Linked DNA regions of Homo sapiens: region 1 is linked to region 2. A link is an interaction called in ENCODE POLR2A ChIA-PET data of the cell type or tissue named here. Cell type or tissue: K562. All regions are shown on one strand.

Evidence for each region. ChIA-PET counts read pairs that join two places held together with the same protein. Peaks named below come from ENCODE experiments on the same cell type or tissue, not always from the same donor. Only the 100,000 strongest peaks of a DNase experiment are listed, where the experiment ranks them.
Region 1: POLR2A ChIA-PET joins it to region 2 with 8 read pairs; 6 of 35 experiments call an interaction of 5 or more read pairs at or near these places.

What each region holds. Positions count from the first base shown.
Region 1 is chr16:66,734,543-66,738,542 of GRCh38, reverse strand. DYNC1LI2 (dynein cytoplasmic 1 light intermediate chain 2) reads left to right here. Exons shown (of 13, transcript NM_006141.3): 5 at 2,299-2,468. Among named protein-coding and RNA genes, the nearest start is that of DYNC1LI2, 15 kb to the left of the region's middle. In K562, no CTCF peak of the experiment used is centred here; no DNase peak of the experiment used is centred here.
Region 2 is chr16:66,621,235-66,625,234 of GRCh38, reverse strand. It overlaps CMTM4 (CKLF like MARVEL transmembrane domain containing 4), which reads left to right. Exons shown (of 4, transcript NM_181521.3): 3 at 1,733-1,831; 4 at 3,013-4,000. The coding sequence ends at 3,177. Among named protein-coding and RNA genes, the nearest start is that of CMTM3, 19 kb to the right of the region's middle. In K562, no CTCF peak of the experiment used is centred here; a DNase peak (open chromatin) is centred at 2,194.

The DNA of each region.
Region 1 (4,000 bases), 110 kb before region 2:
TGCTGTGGCTCACGCCTGTAATCCCAGCACTTTGGGAGACTGAGGTGGGTGGATCACAAGGTCAGGAGTTCAAGATCAGCCTGGCCAAGATGGTGAAACCCTGTCTCTACTAAAAATACAAAACAAAATTAGCCGGGCATGGTGGTAGGTGCCTGTAATCCCAGCTACTCAGGAGGCTGAGGCAGAGAATTACTTAAACCCGGCAGGTGGAGGATGCAGTGAGCCGAGATTGTGCCACTGCACTCCAGCCTCGGCAACAGAGCGAAACTCCATCACAAAAAAAAAAAAAAAAAAAAAAAAAGAAGCTGTAGAGATGAAATATCACATCTGCACTTTAGGGCCTAATCAGTTAGTTTTCAGTTTGCTCACTGTTACATGAAAGACAGAGAGCTCTCAGATAATTTCAGAAGCTCATATAATAGTAACGTCAAATCTTTGTAAATAAAAACTCGTGGTTTGAAATGTTTGAAACGTGTTCTGTGGGTGAAGAGGAGCAGGTAGGACCTTTCTCTAGGTCCTCTTCAGTCCTGTTGTTTGAATTTACTTAGCATGTTGGTGAGAGTAAAAGGCCTTTGATCCTTCAGTCTTACTGGACTTAGAAGGGTAGAGCTGCCTGTTTTCTTCTCTGGCTCAAGGTAGCTTTAACTGTTGCATTTTTTGTTCTCTGGACCAACATGAGAGCCTTGAAGTGCCCACATAAAGGTGCAGAGCTGTGGGCTTTGTGGTCACTTGGCTTAACTGAGGCTCGGACCATTGTCACCTTAATGGCCTTCCTTAGCTGGATTAGTGAATATTGTATGCCAATAAGTGGATGTTGTACCACTGACCCTTTCTTGTGTTAGGCAGGAATAGGCCGTGAACACTGCACAAGTGACTTGGGATCCCCAAAAGATGAGACTGAGTCCACAAGAGTGAGGATAATAAGGAAATACATCTGGTGCTGGGCAAGACCAGCCTGGTTACTTAGTGCTGACAAGCTTCAGCTGTGTGGAAACAGCATGTTCTTATAAAATTCAATTGTTTCATTAAGCATTTTTTTTTTTTTTTTTTTTGAGACGGAGTCTCGCTCTGTCTTACTGCAACCTCCGACTCCCTGGTTCAACTGAGTCTCCCGCCTCAGCCTCCCAAGTAGCTGGGATTACAGGCACGTGCTGCCACACCCAGCTAATTTTTGTATTTTTAGCAGAGACAGGGTTTCACCATGTTGGCCAGGGTGGAAGCTTGTTGTTTTTTGTTTGTTTTTGTTTTTTGTTTTGTTTTGTTTTTTGAGGTATAGTCTCACTCTGTTGCCCAGACTGGAGTACAGTGACGCAATCTTAGCTCACTGCAACCTCCACCTCCCAGGTTTAGGCGATTCTCATGCCTTAGCACGAGTCCCCAAGTAGCTGGGACTACAGGTGCACCACCATCCTTAGCTAATTTTTGCATTTTTAGTACAGATGGGGTTTTGCCATGTTGGCCAGGCTGGTCTCAAACTCCTGACCTCAGGTGAACCACCCGCCCTGGCCTCCCAAAGTGATGAGATTACTGGCATGAGCCACTGTGCCCAGCTCATTAGGCATTTCTAATGAGGACTGTGATAAGTATTGTAAGTTATAGCTGTTTCTAATGGTCAGCTATGTTGAAGTTACACAGTTCAACTCTTCTGGTATTCTGAAAATGTAAGATACATAAGAAAAGTGGCTTTCTTCATGGTAAGAACTATTGAAACCTTAGTATTTTTTAAAAACCTGTTTAAGGGCCAGACATGGTGGCTCAAGACTGTAATCCCATAATCCCAGCACTTTGGAAAGCCGAGGTAGCAGGATCTCTGCAGCCCAAGAGTTTGAGACCAGCCTGGCAACACAGGAAGATCCCACCTCTACAAAAATTTAAAAAGTAGCTGGGCATGGTGGCACATGCCTTTAGTCCCAGCTACTTGGGAAGCTGAAGTGGGAAGATCACTTGAGCTCAGAAGATGGTGATATCAGACTGCTGCACTTCAGCCTGGGCAAGAGAGCAAGACTTTGTCTCAAAAAAGAAGAAAAAAAAACCTGTTCAGGGGTTTGGTGCAATTAAAGATGCCCAGGGGAATGTCTTTGCTGCCCCGATGTTACAAAGCTCACACTGAATATTTCAGAATTGGCATTTTGTATCACCATCCCCAAATCCTTGATTTTGCAGTTGGATGTGACTAAGAAGTTTGTCACACACAACTGCCTGTGTTTTGTGCTTATTATTGCCTTCTTTTCAGTGTTCTAAAGCTAACATGTATTTTTATTTATGTGCATGTGATTTTTTTTCCTCTTTTTCCCCCAGTTGTGAAAGATTTTCAAGACTATATGGAACCTGAAGAAGGTTGTCAAGGTTCCCCACAGAGAAGAGGCCCTCTGACCTCAGGCTCCGATGAAGAAAATGTTGCCCTGCCTCTGGGTGACAATGTGCTGACTCATAACCTGGGGATCCCGGTGTTGGTGGTGTGCACAAAGGTGTGTGCCAGGGGGTTGTTGGCTTGGCTGGGTTCGGGTGGTGAACAGTCACCATCTGAAAGTTTGAGAAACTGTTGACGTTTTTTTCCCAAGGGAGACTTGGGCTTATTTGAGATTCATTAAGGTACATTGAATATGTCAAGACAGAAAAAATTATCATGTAAATTGGAAGTTTAAATGCAGGAAACATGACTAGTCAGTTTGCTCATGGCCTAGGGTTAATGTCTCTGAAGCACTGTTGACTTTCAAACTTAGAACTCACAGCAGTTGGCCAGTTGCGGTGGCTCACGCCTGTAATCTCAGCACTTTGGGAGGCTGAGGTGGGCGGATCATGAGGTCAGTAGATGGAGACCATCCTAGCTAACATGGTGAAACCCCGTCTCTACAAAAAATACAAAAAATTAGACAGCCGTGGTGGCGGGCACCTGTAGTCCCAGCTACTTGGGAGGCTGAGGTAGGAGAATGGCATTAACCCAGGAGGTGGAGCTTGCAGTGAGCCGAGATCATGCCATTGCACTCCAGCCTGAGCGATAGAGCGAGACTCCGTCTCAAAAAATAAAAATAAAAAAAAAAGAACTCACAGCAGTTTCCTTAAGGCTATTTAAATCAGCTGATGTGGTCCAAACTGATGGTGGAAAATTAGAATGATGAGGTAGGAATAGAAATTAAGTTCAGTCATGCCAGACATGGTGGCTCATGTAATCCCAGCACTTTGGGAGGCTCAGGTGGGTGGATCATTTGAGGTCAGGAGTTCAAGACCAGCCTGGCCGACATGGTGAAACCCTGTCTCTACTAAAATAGAAAAATTAGCCAGGCGTGGTGGCAGGTGCCTGTCATCCCAGCTACTCGGGGGCTGAGGCAGGAGAATTGCTTGAGCTGGGAGGCTGAGGTTGCAGTGAGCTGAGATGGCGCCACTGCACTCCATCCGGGATGACACAGTGAGACTATGTCTCAAAAAAAAAAGAAAAAAAAAACAAACAAAGTTCAGTCATAGAGAAATAGAGAAATAAAGTTGTATCTCTTATATAAGGAAAAACAATAGGTTTTAAAACTTTTTTTTTTTTTTTTTTTTTTTTTGAGACGGAGTTTCACTCTTGTTGCCCAGGCTGGAGTACAATGGTGTGATCTCGGCTCACTGCAACCTCTGCCTTCCCAGTTCAAGCGATTCTCCTACCTCAGCCTCCTGAGTAGCTGGGACTACAGGTGTCCGCCACCATGCCTGGCTAATTTTGTATTTTTATTAGAGATGTGGGTTTCTCCATGTTGGTCAGGCTGGTCTCAAACTCCCAACCTCAGGTGATCTGCCCACCTTGACCTCCCAGAGTGTTGGGATTACAAGTGTAAGCCACCACGCCTGGCCACATTTTGGGTTTTAAAAGTACTTTATTTCCAGTCAGAGCCATCATGTTACCCAATTATAGTGTGCCATTCTCATCCTGTTCTTGAGAATGGAGCCCTGTGGAGTGGAGTGTACAACTGTGTACACCGGGCCTGCCTCCTGATGGGAGCTTGTTTGATGTTTAGAACAAACT
Region 2 (4,000 bases):
TCGAACTCCCAACCTCAGGTGATCCGCCCGCCTCGGCCTCCCAAAGTGCTGGGATTACAGGCATGAGCCACCGTGCCCGGCCTGTTTGTTTTCTAGCCCTTTGCTGCATCTCTGTTTTTATGTAGTCACTGTTAATGTTGATACTGTTTTATTTGATGTTTGACCTCACAGTGTATTGTATTTTCCCCTCGTTTCTGAATAGTCTTTGCTTTGGGAAGTATATTTTATATTCTTTTTTTACCCCTACAGCATCTTACCCAGAGCTGAGTGTAACTAAACGCTTCCTGGTTTGAATTTGTGAAAAATTTGCCCTGGCTTACGCAGGTCATAGCTGAAACCCATCCTGCTGGCAGATGCGTCTGAGCAGAGCTTTCCATGAGCCAGGAGCAGGTTGGGTGTCTGCTGCAAGACTCAGCACTGTTATGATGCCAGCATTGTCTCTTTACATCTTATTTTATTATTTTATTGAGACAAGAGTCTCGCTCTGTCACCCAGGCTAGAGTGCAGTGGCACGATCTTAGCTCACTGCAACCTCTGCCTCCCGGGTTCAAGTGATTCTCGTACTTCAGCTGCCCAAGTAGCTGGGATTACAGGCATGCGCCACCATGCCCAGCTAATTTTTGTATTTTTAGTAGAGATGGGGTTTCACCATGTTGACCAGGCTGTTCTCGAACACCTGACCTCAAGTGATCCATCCGCCTCAGCCTCCCAAAGTGCTGGGATTACAGGCATGAGCCACCGCACCAGCCATCTTTACATCTTCAAAAAGAGGAAATCGACCTTGGAGCTAGGCCAGACCAGAGGATCCATCAGGTGTGGATAGTGTAATCAGCCTGGCACTCAGGCAGTTTGGGCTTTTTCCTGAATTTTTTTCCTATAGAGGTTTTAGAGGTACTCTGGTATGACCCAGGCTACTGGGTGCCTCATGCCAAAGTAGTAATAACAGAAGTGACAGTAAATATGTAGGCCACTGTAGCTGTGGGCCAGGCACCATGCTGGGCTCTTCACCTGTATGGTTCCATTTAATTCCTTCAACAACTCTGGGAGGAAGGGGGTACATTCTCACGTAAAGCACAGAAACAAAGTAGCTTGTCCAAAGTCATATGGGTGGTTTGGACCCTGGTCAAGCTGTGACCTTTCATTACCCTGCTATGTTCCCTTCTACAAATAAGACGAGCTAAATCTGTGAAACGGTGGATGCATGCTGTGCAAGAAGCTTAGGAGAAAATTCTCCAGGCTTTAGTGACATAGAGGCTTGAAAGACTGCTTGAGAAAGAGCGTGAAGTCTGGCTAAGTGTGCTCTCTGTGTGAAAGTTTGTTTTGAATGTCACATGTGAGTGCAGGGAATGCTGGAGGGATTTCACCAGTTTTAGTACATTTGGATCCTTGGGGAGCTTTGTCCATAGCAAGATGATTTGAGTGTGGTTTTTAAAAGATGGCACCAGACCTCTAAATGGTAATTAGTGTTAGCAATTTTGGTTACTATTTCTTCAGAAAGGGTAGTGGGGTTGGTGAAAATGTAGATTTTGTGGTGGTGATTTATCAAGTAGTGTCATAAACTGTTAACTTTGCCTTCTTTTGTGTGACCAGTAACCCTGTGACATTGAGACTGAAATATGGAGCCACCAGGGAGGTTGGGTATCGTGGGTCTTATTTTGAAAGTTCTCCAGTTGCTTTTAGAGCAAAGATGGAATGGTTCTTTTCACTTGGTTTATTTTGTCTCTCCCTTTAGGATTTGGTCAACACTGGACTCAGCGCTTTCCTTTTCTTTATTGCTTCAATCGTACTGGCTGCTTTAAACCATAGAGCCGGAGCAGAAATTGCTGCCGTGGTAAGCAAACTCAAATGGTTAAAGCAAGCTGATCTGGGGACCTCCTGTGACCTGCTCGCCTGTCCCTGGCATGTGTCCTGCTCCCCCTCCTGTGGCTTTTCTTTGCTAAAGATGATGTTACTGGGCCAGTGGGGGTCCCAGTCCCTTCAGTGCTGTGGTTCTCAAAGTATGGGCCCCAGAACAGCAGCCTTGGCATCTGTTAGACATCCTTAGGCTCCGCTCCAGAGCTACTGAGTCAGAAATGTATTTGAAGTAACCCTCTGGATGATACAGATGTGCTCTCAAGTTCAAGAACCCCTGCTTTGGTTCGTTTCCAACACAGTCCTTGATGTCTAAGAGCCTTATCTGCCTGGGGAAGGGAGGGTTCTTGAATGCAGTCATGACACCATTTAGCAGTCACATGACATTTCAAGGTGGAAATGCCACGGCAGGTGGGGACCAGATAATGTAGGACTTCCCCTCTCCATGCCCTGCATTTCTGTATTGTTCTCAGTTTATGAGGAACAGTTATCCTTTTTGTAATGGGGGGATTAAAAGGTTTATAAATGATTAAACGAACTGCTCTCCCAGGTGCCACTCAGGCGATTTGTAAGTCTTAATAATTAAAACTCTGTGCTTCTTACTCTGGAGCTGCTTACTTGGAGCTGCCCCATGAGAGGCAGGTGTGGGATGGGGGCTGTGATGTGGAACATTGGCCCTGTGGCTTGATTTGGGACCCACATGCGAAACCCTGATTTTCTGTCTATGTTACATTTTGTCTGCACTGTATTTTCTCATCTGGGACCAGAGGCCCTGAAGTTGCAGTAAAAGAGGTACTTTTGTGATTTATTTTTTTATACGTCCAAAATACTTCAAAAGAAACCTTAGGCTGTCTTTAGGTCAGGCAAGATTTTCTGTGTGTCACATGACTAGAGACTCAGCTGTGGTGTGACAGCCACACATCCAGCAGGGCTGGGCACAGGCTTCCCTTTGACTCTGAGCCACCCCGTCATATGTATTTGAAACAAGACTTTAGATCAAATGGGGCTGCTGAGAGGGGGAAGAGATCAAGGAATGAAGGCACAGGGTTGTAATGATCAGCTGGCAGAGCAGGAAGGGGCTGCATGTGGCTTGGGTCACCACAGAAGCCTTGAGGGGCCAGGCCACGTGCCCGAGGACTAACTGTGCTGGTGTGTTTTTAGATATTTGGCTTCTTGGCGACTGCGGCATATGCAGTGAACACATTCCTGGCAGTGCAGAAATGGAGAGTCAGCGTCCGCCAGCAGAGCACCAATGACTACATCCGAGCCCGCACGGAGTCCAGGGATGTGGACAGTCGCCCTGAGATCCAGCGCCTGGACACGTGAGGACCTGCCTGGATCCTCCTCCCTCCCGTCCTCGTGCCTGTCTCTCAGTCAAGTTTTCTTTCCCTTGTCCTGTCAGATTTCCATGTGATTCAGTTGAATTTTGTCCTCTTTGGTAAAAGTTCATTTTGGGAAAGGGTTTCCCGAGTGGCCCAGTGGGCGGGTCCGCGGTGGAGTTGGGAGGCCCACGTTCCTCAGCGTTTGGGGCTGTGGAGCAGCCGGCGTCACTGCCCAGGTCCACTTGAGGTCTTACCTGCCCTGAAGCACAGGCTTCCTTTGACTCTGAGCCACCTTGTCGTGTGTATTTGTAACAAGACTTTGGATTAAATGGGGCTGCTAAGAGGGGGGAAATATGAAGGAATGAAGGGACAGCATTGGAACGGTCAGTCGGCAGTGGTTCTCAGGCAGCCTTAGGCACCACCTGCTCCAAGTCAGTGTTGAGTCTGCGTGCTGGGATCCAGCCCACTCCTCATCTTCCATGCCAGGGCCCCCAGGCAGCCAGCACCAGCCCAAAGGCCACAGGGCTGGGGAAAGCTGATGTCCTGTTAGGATGGCTCCCAGGGACCTCTGACTCAAGGAAGGGTGACCTTTTGTTTCCTACTCTGCTGAGAAATCACTTGATTCTTCCTCAAATGAATCACCTTCCTGAACCCCAGATTCTTCTCCAGGAATATGGGGGCCATCTTGTTATGGGGACTATCTTGTTTTCCAGTTTCCTGCCTACCCTAAATACTTTGAGGCTGAATTGCAGATTTTCAGTCATTTTACCTTCTCAGGTAAAAGCCATGAAAGAAACAAGCCTACTCCACCAGCCAAAGCACTTGCC